4 separate regions of the Homo sapiens genome follow, and regions 1, 3 and 4 are each linked to region 2. The links are chromatin contacts, found by Hi-C or POLR2A ChIA-PET in ENCODE. All regions are on one chromosome and are shown on one strand. The core of a region is the stretch at or near the end of the contact, and the rest is flanking DNA. Distances in the headings are between cores, read along the strand shown.

Region 1 (2,873 bases), core at 197-2,696, 290 kb after region 2:
GTTGCCCACTGTAAGCTAATGTAAGTGTTCTGAGCACGTTTAAGGGAGGCGAGGCTGAGCTCTGATATTCGATAGGTTAGGTGTATTCAAAGCATTTTAGACTTTCAATATTTTCAATTTACAATGGCTTTTATAGGGATGTCACTCCACCGTAGGTCGAGGAGAATATGTAGTCAAGTTGCCTGGTCATGAGCACATTTTAGGTCAAGGTGTGTTTTACGCAGCTTCTAGGGTTTGCTCCTTCCTTTTGAGTTTGAGCCTGGGGGTGTGGGTTGAGGATAAAGAGTAGGTGTGGGCCAGGAGTGGTGGCTCACATCTGTAATCCCAGCACTTTGGGAGGCCGAGGTGGGAGGATCTCCTGAGCCCAGGGGTTCGAGATCAGTCTGGGGAAGGGACGAGACCTTGTCTCTACAAAATTAAAATAAAAATAAATAAATTAGCCAGGCCTGGTGGTGCATGCCTGTAGTCCCAGCTACTCAGGAGACTGAAGCAGGAGGATCACTTGAGCCCAGGACTTTGAGGCTGCAGTGAGCTATGATCACGCCACTGCACTCCAGCATGAGCAATAGAGTGAGACCCTGTCTGTATTGAGAGAGAGAGAGAGAGAGAGAGAGAGAGAGAGAGAGAGAGAGAGAGACACACACAGAGAGACAGACAGAGAGAGAACAAAGAGCAGGTGTGATCGGAGCTCAGGAAATCCTCCCTCTGGTAAGTAGTCTCAGCCTTCTATTGAGGCTGCCACCACAGTGCCATCCACAGCTTTTGCAGACCATGACATACGCAAACTGTTGTAAAATTTTGGCAGTGCTCATAGTCTCAGAGCCAAGCTTTGAAACAGAGAGGCAGCAGGAGACAGTGGGAGGAGGGTGGGATTAGAGACAGAAGGTCTCCGGGTTTGAATCTTTTCTCTCTATTGGCTGGTTGTGTGACTCTTGTCTCAGCTTCTTGGGCTGTACAAAGAGAAAACTAACACCTGCCTTAGAGACTTGTGATGATTTAATGTAGAGTGTGTGACATGTTATTGGATATTAGCAATTGCTGATATTTATAATGAAGAGCACTGGAAGCTGTCACAGTTCTCATAGTTTATTTTGCATTTGCTCCTCAGCATCCTCTGCTCATCTCAGTGTCTGTGTGGTCTTAGTGGGATGCTGACTATATTAATACTTGTAAACTTTACTCATTTTCCATCTCAAATGGGACAAGGGATAAAAATTATTTTTTATATTGTATATTTATTTAGTAAGTGAGCACTTTCCATTTTAGGCACTGGAGACACAGAAATGAAAGAGACAACGTGCCCTCAAGGATCTCACAGTGTGTGGTGAGGTGGACACACACACACATATCTAAGCACATGACAGTGAGAGGCACGTGGTCACGAGGTTGTGACGTGGAGCTGAGAGCTCAGAGGAAGGGCTTTGGATCAAGTGTGGTCAGACCACACTCGGCCATGAAAGTCTTTGAAGGTGGGGAAGGGGTGAAGATGGTGAGGGGATTCCACGGCTGGGAGAGGTACACTCCCTACACGTTCTAACCAACTGGCCGTGGGGAGGAAGCTGGAGGTCAGGACACAGGTAGGGCCTGGGTTTTTGCCTCATGTGACTGGGTGGATGGTCACAATTCGGCCATGCTGTCTTTGAACTCAACACCACCAAAATCATAGGATATTCCTAGTAATGTTGATTTCCACTAGATTACTTTTGTTACCAGAGTTTTAAGGGCAGAAGTCTTTGTCCCTTTTTTTCTCTAACAGGAAGCCATTCTGGGCCATTTATTTGCCGTTAACTTACACAGCCCACTGGAGAGTGGAGGGGTGTGAATGTGGGAGCCTGGGTGAGGGCTGCACCGGACTGTCACCAGGACAGTCCTCAATGCTGCCTGACTTAGCCACATTGCCAAAAACATACACCCATAGGTTATGAAATATTCAATACTGTATTGTATGGGAGAAATACAAAGAGGAGAAAGAACTGGGTTGAAAAGGTGGTCTGGTCAGGTATCTCAACCCACTGGCTTATAGACCAGGAACCACTCTAGACAATGCATGTAAGGAACAGAAATGGGAAACAAAAACATTTAAATTGTATTTTTCTCTGATTGCAATAAACTTGGAGGAAAGCTATTTTCTTACTTTGAGCTTTTCTTCCAATTATGATGAATGCAGAGATTAATTACAAAGGACCCGGATAAACTAAAACTCATCTACAGCATTTTTTTTTTTTTTGAGATGGAATCTCGCTCTGTTGCCCCGGCTGGAGTGCAGTGGCGCGATCTCGGCTCACTGCAAGCTCCGCCTCCCGGGTTCACGCCATTCTCCTGCCTCAGCCTCCTGAGTAGCTGGGACAACAGGCACCTGCCACCACGCCCAGCTAATCTTTTTTGTATTTTTAGTAGAGACGGGGTTTCACCTTGTTAGCCAGGATGGTCTCCATCTCCTGACCTCGTGATCTGCCTGCCTTGACCTCCCAAAGTGCTGGGATTACAGGCGTGAGCCACCGCGCCCGGCCTCTACAGCATATTTTAAAAGGCAAAAAGGTATTTTAAAATTCATGTTGGAAGACGTGGGCTCTAGCTGGGGCTGAGACAGATGATTCAACTATATTTTTTATTTTACTGCGCACTGAGGGTTGAAGCTGAAGAGCATGCATGCTTACCATTGTGTGTGCACATGTGTGTATGTGTGTCTTACACCAAAGACTGAAATCTCAAAAAAGCCCCAGGGAGCAGGTGTAACTATTATGCTACAAATGAACAGGTGTATTGTGGATCGCTGTTATATAGTTCTTTTCTTCAAACATACCTTCCTGATATAACGTTTTCTTCCTGAAAGCAAACAGTTTCTACTATTGGATTCTTGAGTGTATCATTAA
Region 2 (2,906 bases), core at 184-2,683:
GGCCACTGGAGAGACGGTTGAGGGCTCTGTGCCCCTCTTATGCCATGTGAGGACAGTGAGAGAACCAGCCATGAAGCAGAGCAGCTTTCACCAGAATGTGCTGATACCTTGATCTTGGACTTCCCAGCTTCTAGAACTATAAGCAATACACTTCTATTATTTATACATTTTACCCAGTCTAAGGTATTTTGTTATAGCAGCCCAAACAGACCAGACACATGCCTAGCACTCACTCTTCATGACTTTTGTTCTCCTGGAACGCTCTTCCTGCAATCACATGGCGAGCTCCCTAACTTTATTGAAGCCTCTTCTCAAACATCACCCACCTCCAAGAAACCTTCCAAGTCTACCTGGTCTAAAATACTTCTCCCTCTCATCCACTCCTCTTCTCCATAGCATTTAGTGCCATCTGACATAAGAATCAGTCCTCGGCCGGGCGCGGTGGCTCACGCCTGTAATCCCAGCACTTTGAGAGGCTGAGGTGGGTGGATTGCCTGAGGTCAGGAGTTCGAGGCTAGCCTGGCCAACATGGTGAAACCCCGTCTGTACTAAAAATACAAAAATTAGCCGGGCATGGTGGTGCAAGCCTGTAATCCCAGCTATTCGGGAGGCTGAGGCAGGAGAATCGCTTGAACCCGGGAGGTGGAGGCTGAACCCGGGAGGCGGAGGTTGCAGTGAGCCGAGATCATGCCATTGCACTCCAGCCTAGGCTACAAGAGTGAAACTCCATCTCCAAAAAAAAAAAGAATCAGTCCTCATTACTCACAGATTCCGTATTTGTGAATTCATTTACTTGCTAAAATTAATTTGTAACCCTAAAAATCAATGCTTTCAGTGCTTCTTGTGGTTATTCGTGGACATGCATGCACAGAACAGAGAAAAATTTGAGTCACAGGACGTGCACATTTCCAGCTGAGGTCAAACAAGTCAATACTCCACCTTCCTCTTTCAGTTCACACTGTAAACAAGTGTATTTTTGGGGGACTAGTGTCTTTGTTATTGTTCCTTTTTTTTTTTTTTTGAGACGCAGTCTCGCTCTGTCGCCCAGGCTGGAGTGCAGTGGCGCAATCTCGGCTCACTTCAAGCTCCGCCTCCCAGGTTCACACCATTCTCTTGCCTCAGCCTCCCGAGTAGCTGGGACTACAGGCGCCTGCCACCTCGCCCGGCTAATTCTTTGTATTTTTAGTAGAGACGGGGTTTCACCGTGTTAGCCAGGATGGTCTTGATCTCCTGACCTCGTGATCCGCCCGCCTCGGCCTCCCTAAGTGATGGGATTACAGGCGTGAGCCACCTTGCCCAGCCTATTGTTGCATTTTTTTGTGCTTTTTGTTGATTTCACTGTTTAAAACGTCCTCAAGTGCAGTGCTGAAGTGCCGTCTAGTGTTCCTAAGCACAGAAAGCTATGATGTGCCTTATGGAGAACACCATGTGTCAGATAAGCTTCGTTCAGGCTGAGTTACAGTGCTGTTGGCCATGTTAATGTAAAGAATCAACCATATAGATCAAATAACATGTCTTTAAACAGAAACAGAAAAGGTTATATAGTGATTGTTTGACAAAAATCTCATGACCACAGGCTAGCAGGAACCTATTTCCCCTAGGAACAGTATTTCAGTTTATACTAATTCAGTGTTCAAGGCAACTTTATTGACCATAACTACTACAAATGACATGAATCAACTGCATGTATCTCCTATTACTACCTAACATTATATATTGATCTCCATGTTTGGAAGGCAAACTCAAAAGGAGCAAGGATTTCCTTCTAGTGTGCTGCCTTATCTCAGGCTGATAACAGTGCTTGGTCCTTAGCAGTAATCTAGAAATATTTGTTGAAAAGATAATTAGTACAAGCAAAGGATAAGCAATTCTTAAACCCACCCCCGCCTCCACCAAAAAAAAAACAAAACAACAACTCAAGTGGACAATAGTTATAGAAAATGTTCAGGCTCACTAGTAATCTTGGAGCACCCAGGATTGGTTCCCCCCTTCCTCCCAATACTACTACCTAGTGTTGGCGAGGGCCCAGGGAAGTCAGTCATGCAATCACCAAAAAACCTTAAATGTGCATTTCCTTTGACCAAGCAACTCCACTCCTGGAAAACAAAACTTGGATCCATGCAAAAATTTATCAACAAGGCTAACTGCTGCAATTAACAATGGCAAGACAGTATAAATCACCTCAGAATCTTAAAACAGTGAAACAATGTTTATCCATTAAAACAGATACAATAGGATCTCACGTTTATTTAAAATCTATATGCATAAAATAGGAAAATGTTTGTAGTCACTAAGTATTAAAATGCATGGTCAAAAATCTTTTTTTTTGGTATTTTCCTAGTTTTTCCTTGACAATATGCACTACTTTTGTCAGAAAAAAAATAAAACAACACAGAAGCTTAGGAGTAAATCTGACAAATAGATTATGAAGTACTGAGTCCCTAGCAAATAATTTTACTGCAAGGACACTGGCTGCCAGCCTTAAACCTCAGTAAGTACTGCTGTTAACTCAAATCTCTACGGCAGTGGTGCTGTTTGGGCATCCTACTTTAAATGAAGCCTGAGGAGTGGAACATATATTGATAAGCTCAGCACTCAACTGCTGTAATAGCCACTCTACTCAATCTCAGCTCCACAACTGAATGAGTACAGTCTCCTTATCTGTAAGATGTGATAAAAGTATCTCACGCACAGGAATGTTGAGGTCTAAATGAAATAACATCTATCTCATATATCACAACCAACATCTAACAAGCCTCACAAGCACTGGTTATTACTCTCTCCCAAAACAGAACTGTTAGATGGTGTCCCACTTTGGTTACAGAAGTAAATGTCTTGGGAAGAAAGATGGTATTTGTGATAACATGTAAAGTTTGTACATCATCACAAAAACAGGTAACTTTTTT
Region 3 (3,017 bases), core at 237-2,736, 410 kb before region 2:
CTTACTCTGATTGCTGACTTCTGCCTTGTCCAAGGGGACTGAAAGTGCCTTGGAGGAAGAAGGTAGAAGAACAATCTTCAGCTTCCCACTCCCTTCATCCCTAGATAAGAACTCTCTTCCATCATGTGTGACTTCAGCTATGAGTTGAGGGATAATTGGTTTTGTTTGAGTGTTGTGCATGTTACTACAAGTTACCAGTCCAAATATTTTTCAGGAATCATGGAGAAGAATTTTCTGTTTAGGAAGTTTCAGTCAGGTGTAGTGGCTCACACTTATAATCCCAGCACTTTGGGAGGCTGGGCAGGAGGATAGCTTGAGCCCAAGAGTTCAAAACCAGCCTGGGCAACATCATAGCAAGACCGTGTCCCTACAAAAAATGAAACAAATTAGCTGGGTGTGGTTGTTCATGCCTGCAGTCCCAGCCACTTGGAAGACTGAGTTAGGAGGATCACTTGAGCCCAGAAGTTTGAGGCTGCAATGAGCTATGATCATGCCACTGCACTCTAGTCTGGGCAACAGAGCAAGATCCTCTCTCTAAATTTTTTTAAAATAAATAAATAGAAAAGTTCAACCAGAGTGAATGTATGCTTAATCTGGAAGGATGAGTGCAGCTCCATCCAGTAGACCCTTGTCAAATAGAACTCTAACACAGATCTGCTTAATTTTCAAGATTAGTGGGAAGTCTCTATTTTTGTTAGAAAGTTCCAGAACTTTAAATATTACCCGGTTTCAAAACATGTTTTAAGGCTGGGCGCGGTGGGTCACGCCTGTAATCCCAGCACTTTGGGAGGCTGAGACAGGTGGATCACGAGGTCAGGAGATCGAGACCATCCCAGCTAACACGGTGAAACCCCGTCTCTACTAAAAATACAAAAAATTAGCTGGGCATGGTGGCAGGCACCTGTAATCCCAGCTGCTCGGGAGGCTGAGGCAGGAGAATGGCGTGAACCCAGGAGGCGGAACTTGCAGTGAGCCGAGATCATGCCACTGCACTCCAGCCTGGGTGACAGAGCGAGACTCCGTCTCAAAAAAAACAAAACAAAACATGTTTTAAATACTGTGCTTATCCATGGCTGCCTTAGCTCATGCTGCCTCTTGGGACCCTGGGTTTAGGGGCATGTCACTATACTGTAGTTCAAGGATGTGTCCAGGAAGGGGAAAGGGTGCTCTCTTAGTCTGTTTGTGTTGCTACAAAGGAAGAACTGAGGTTGTATAATTTATTAATAAAAGGGGCTTATTTAGCTCCTAGTTCTGCAGGTTGTATGTGAAGCATGGCATCAGCATCTGCTCCTGGTGAGGACCTCAAGCAGCCTCCACTCTTGGCAGAAGGCAAAGGGGAATCAGTGTGTGCAGAGATCACATGGCAAGAGAGGAAGCAAGAGAGAGGAGGCAGTGCCAGGTTCTCTTGTATAATCACATCTCACAGGAACTAATTGAGTGAGAACTCACTCTTTACTGTGAAGATGGCATCACAGCCACTCATGAGGGCTCCTCCTCCATGCCCCAAACACCTTCCATTGGGCTTTACCTCAACATTGGGGATCAAATTTCAACATGAGATTTGGAGGGGACAGTTGTCCAAACTGAAGCAGGATATCTCATCTTTCTACTTCTCCTGAGCTCTCTGACTGGCCCAAAGACCTGACCTCAAGAAGGGCTGCTCTTTCTTCCATGAGTTCTGATAGAGAGCGTCAAGTCATTTCCCAATGACTCACGTGTGTGATTTCCACATAATTTGGGGCTGCAATCTGAGTCTTGGACCACCCCTGGCCAGTCTATTGACAGTGACCGGAGGTAACAACTATGCTGTCTGTGGCATCTTTCCACAGTGGTGAATGGCTAGTTGGGTAGGGTGACTGGCTGGTCACTCTGGCCCTGTCCTTCCCTTTCTCCTTCAACAAACAGTAGGAAGGTAAACAGCCTTTAACTTGCAGCTCTTCATTTGCCAGGCAGTGGGGAGGGAGGATAAGTGGTGAGTGTAATTGCTTAAGACAGCAGAGTCAGCCTGAGACTCCGGGTGAGCACTTAAAGTGTCAAAGCAATGCAATAAACCTTCCTCAAACAGCAGTTTGACACAGTCACCCTTCTTGTTATGAGCAGAGATCTGAAACTTCTAAGCAGGTGTGTCACTTTATTTTTATTTTCTTAAAGGAAGGAGAGAGCAGCTAGTTCATTTGCATGATTTCTAGCAGTTCTTTTCTGAAACAGCCAGACAGAGACACATGGTTAAATGGTTGTCATGGAAACCAGAGAGCATAGCTCTCCTCCAAGGTCTAAAGGAAGGATGATGAAAAGTTTAAGTAATCACCATGGAAACCTAGAGCAGATTCAAGGCGAGTCAGATCCCCAGCACAGTAACCAGCAGGTAAGTCTTCAGAAACTGGGGCCCTGGTGGAAGGGTGATGCTGACTGTCCACTGTGGCTTATAGCATCAGGGCCAGCCCAGATGCCACCTCCACAGTCATAGGCCCAGAGCTCCCCACAGGGTTGGCAGTGAGATGAGTGTGTTCCCTCAAAGCTCAGACTTTCACTTTTCATGATTCGAGGTGGATCTTGGAGACTCTCTTGCCTGCCCTTCCCTGTCTCTTACCTCTTTGCATCCACAGTATGATGGGAACCCACGGATCTGTTGTCACAAAACAGAACCCTGTTCAGATTTGCAGGTAGGAAGACACTCAAGGCCCAGCCCTGGTTTATCTATGGACTTGACCAAGACACATCCCCTTTCATGTTCATTAATAACAAAAATGAAGCCAGAGATTCTGGCATTAAATAAACAAAAGCACTTGAAAGCACTTCCTGACTGCAGAGCTCTCTATGCAATTGTTGGTTTCTTCTATCACCATTTCCCCTCCTCGCCTGAGGTAAACCTATTTGGGAATAGGTGGCTGACCTTAAGCCAAGTTTTAAAGTCTAGGAGGTGCTGTGGAAGGGCTGTCACCTGAAGTGGGGACAGGAACTCTCCAAAGGGAGCCATGGGAATGGGGTGAGTCACCCCTCTTGCTCCTGACAGGGTT
Region 4 (2,867 bases), core at 202-2,701, 270 kb after region 2:
TTAAGACATTATGTTAAGTGAAATAAGTCAGTCACATAAGGACAAATACTATGTGACTCTAGTTATATGAGTGTCTAGAGACAACAGCAGAATGGTGGTTACCAGCGGGTAGGGGAATGGAAAATGGAGAGTTAATGTTTAATTGGTCCTAGGCTTAGTACCTGCATGACGAAATAATCTGTACAACAAACCCCTGTGACATGAGTTTGCCGGTGTAACAAACCTGCACATGTACCCCTGAACCTAAAATAAAAGTTAAAAAAAAAAAAAAAAGAAAGAAAGAAAAGTGCCCTTTGCGGTTCCACACAGAGGCGCCAGCCTTGGGCTGAGAGAACTCACTGGTTTGATGGTTATTGGATCGCTCATTAGAGATAACCAAAGCTATTGTTCCTCCCTGATCTTGCCTCTGTAGTTGAGTCATCACCCTTAGAGGCAGAAGAAAGCAAATTATAGCAGGGCTTCTTCAGCATTGGGGTGGGGAAAGTATTAAAACATGCATGGTAAAGATGTCACCTTCTTGGTCGTGGAAAAGCCCTCCTGGGGTAAATCTGCATATATTTGCATATATATATGCACGCATACATCCTAACCTGAAGGGAACATCCAGCTCTTCTCACCTACAAAAAGATGAATCCTTCTGATGTCTCTTTTACAGGGTATGTGGACAATAAAAATTTAACTATTAATGTTGTAGAAATCTAAGGGAAAAAAATCGCAAAATGAACGTGCCATTTAAATTTTAAATTTAAAAACGTCATTTTTAGTGTAAATTCTTTATAGGTAGATAAGAGCATATCTTGAAGACTTTTTAGGAAGGGAGAAGGGGAAATAGTAAAAGGTAACGTCAATCCTAAATCTTTATTTGAAAAGGAGACTGGATCTGTTTTTTTCTCTAACATCAATCCTAAATCTTTATTTGAAAAGGAGACTGGATCTGTTTTTTTCTCTAACATCAATCCTAAATCTTTATTTGAAAAGGAGACTGGATCTGTTTTTTTCTCTAACATCAATCCTAAATCTTTATTTGAAAAGGAGACTGGATGTTTTTTTCTCTAACGTCAATCCTAAATCTTTATTTGAAAAGGAGACTGGATTTGTTTTTTTTTCTCTAATTGTGTGCTGGGCAGTAGTTCTACCTTACTGTACCAAGGGGACTAACAGGGTTTGGAGAAACTAGGCTTCATCTTTTTCCAGGATCATCAGACACTTTCCAGGGGGAAAATGGACTTTCACTTTGGAAAATATAAAATCGTGTTTGTTTTACCTTACGAAACAACTGGAGCCTCTGGAAGACGAGGCTGTACGGTGCGTTGTGTAACCCGCCTGGGGAATCACGTTGCACAGACAAGTCCCACAGGCTTTTACTGCAATAATAAGCTTGATCTTCTTATTCAAATACAAGTAACAACCACAGCCGGCTCCAAGTCACGTGTCCAGGTCACATGGCACACAGACGCAGAAGCCGACTGGCAATCATTAGCCAATGCTTACTACCAGGAAGAAAATCCTGGCATTAAAGACACGAACTCAGTTTTTATAAAACAACCAGGACTGCAAGAGAAGGCATTTGATGTGGGGGTAGGGTGTCATTCTTGTTAAGTGCTTTCCAAGGAAAGGAAAAGAGCCAACACACACTCCCTCCTTTCGCTCTTCTCCCAGAACTTTCCAAACTTGCCCAGCGTAGCCGCCTTTTCCAAACCTGGAGGAGTGCTGGGCTGCAGCATCCGCAGCTCAGGTCTGGGAGCGAGAGGGAGGGGCGGGCTGACTTGGCTCTGGGTCCTAGCCCTTGGGAAATGGAGGGCTGAATTCAGAGCTGAATTTAGTAGAAAGCCAAGTTTTCTCTTCCTTATGAAATTAATGCTTCTGGGTCGATGGAGTTTGGGGAGGGGCGAGGGGTGAGAAGAAGCACTGTGAGCTATGGGGTCCGTCTGGACTTTTTGTTAACATGAAAAACAACATCCAGAATGTGGCTTCTTTAAGTTTTTCTGTGGTAAGAACAGAAACTGCAAGGACTCTGCCTACCTGAATGTTTCCTTGTTCAGCCGTTTGAATTTAGAAAGAAGTTCTTTCACTTTCTCTAACTTGTATAGTGTTACTTTGTGCTTCCAAAAACTGCAGTGATCGAACTGAGTTTGTTTAATTTAGTGTGGAAGTGACAATAGTGGGTGTGAATGAAGAGTTTAGAATCTGCTGGAGGGAAGGGGTAAAGTACAGATAAAAGGCTTTAACGGAAAATTGACAGCCTTTTTTTTTTTTTTTTAACAATCTAGGCGTGTTTTATTTCACAATGCACAGAAAGTGCTTTACCCAAACACTGCAGAACAGACGCAGCCTTAAAAGAAAATCTATTGGTATAGTCAGGATTCTCAATCCTATTTCATTTCGCTCTTTTCAGAAAGAACAACCATACAAAGAATTTCACTGTGTCACTGAAATATAATTATTTCACAAAATTTAGTTAGGAAGTTTGGTTTTCTCCCTCTTCATCTTTTTCTCCATCCTACCCTCTTCAAAAAGCTAAAATACGCCTGTAATCTCAGCACTTTAGGAGGCTGAGATCAGGAGTTCGAGACCAGCCTGGCCAACATGGTGAAGCCCCATCTCTACTAAAAATACAAAAAAAATTATCTGGGCATGGTGGTGTGTGCCTGTAATCCTAGCTACTCGGGAGGCTGAGGCAAGATAATTGCTCAAACCCGGGTGGCAGAGGTTGCAGTGAGCTGAGATTGCGCCACTGCACTCTAGCCTGGGTGACAGAGTGGGACCCCGTCTCAAAAAAAAAAAAAAAAAGCTAAAATAAGAGCATGTGAGCCAAAGGGGTGAATCTAGGTTTCGTAGGTCCTGAAGCTTATGTAATTTGGAAGGAA

The links. A loop is a pair of places that touch in the nucleus more often than their neighbours do. ChIA-PET counts read pairs that join two places held with the same protein, here RNA polymerase II (POLR2A). Pooled maps may share reads with other maps.
Region 1: a loop to region 2 is called in a map with no recorded cell type, with 20 times the contacts of the local background. The contact joins the promoter of LINC00426 here to the enhancer-like site in region 2. A Hi-C loop is called at or near these places in 3 of 168 maps with a recorded cell type or tissue (B cell, CD8-positive, alpha-beta T cell and naive thymus-derived CD4-positive, alpha-beta T cell), 17 of 37 single-sample maps with no recorded cell type and 10 of 50 pooled maps. POLR2A ChIA-PET finds 5 or more read pairs at or near these places in 4 of 52 experiments (B cell, activated B cell, activated CD4-positive, alpha-beta T cell and 1 more).
Region 3: a map with no recorded cell type shows a loop between it and region 2 (9-fold over the local background). The contact joins two enhancer-like sites. A Hi-C loop is called at or near these places in 2 of 37 single-sample maps with no recorded cell type and 4 of 50 pooled maps. POLR2A ChIA-PET finds 5 or more read pairs at or near these places in 1 of 52 experiments (activated CD8-positive, alpha-beta memory T cell).
Region 4: a map with no recorded cell type shows a loop between it and region 2 (7-fold over the local background). The contact joins two enhancer-like sites. A Hi-C loop is called at or near these places in 4 of 168 maps with a recorded cell type or tissue (ascending aorta, cardiac septum, dorsolateral prefrontal cortex and 1 more), 2 of 37 single-sample maps with no recorded cell type and 15 of 50 pooled maps. POLR2A ChIA-PET finds 5 or more read pairs at or near these places in 3 of 52 experiments (H1, T-cell and activated CD4-positive, alpha-beta T cell).

What each region holds. Positions count from the first base shown.
Region 1 is chr13:30,372,487-30,375,359 of GRCh38, reverse strand. It overlaps LINC00426 (long intergenic non-protein coding RNA 426), which reads left to right and starts at 1,446. Exons shown (of 5, transcript NR_024464.2): 1 at 1,446-1,577.
Region 2 is chr13:30,660,761-30,663,666 of GRCh38, reverse strand. USPL1 (ubiquitin specific peptidase like 1) reads right to left here. Exons shown (of 9, transcript NM_005800.5): 9 at 2,901-2,906. Among named protein-coding and RNA genes, the nearest start is that of TRN-GTT2-4, 12 kb to the left of the region's middle. Within about 2 kb of position 1,433, at least 5 of the 41 ENCODE cell types and tissues checked have a DNase peak (open chromatin) inside an H3K27ac peak, as active enhancers do; they include B cell, where a contact is called at or near this core.
Region 3 is chr13:31,073,345-31,076,361 of GRCh38, reverse strand. No RefSeq gene overlaps it. Among named protein-coding and RNA genes, the nearest start is that of LINC01066, 79 kb to the right of the region's middle. Within about 2 kb of position 1,486, at least 4 of the 41 ENCODE cell types and tissues checked have a DNase peak (open chromatin) inside an H3K27ac peak, as active enhancers do.
Region 4 is chr13:30,394,180-30,397,046 of GRCh38, reverse strand. No RefSeq gene overlaps it. Among named protein-coding and RNA genes, the nearest start is that of LINC00426, 22 kb to the right of the region's middle. Within about 2 kb of position 1,451, at least 40 of the 41 ENCODE cell types and tissues checked have a DNase peak (open chromatin) inside an H3K27ac peak, as active enhancers do.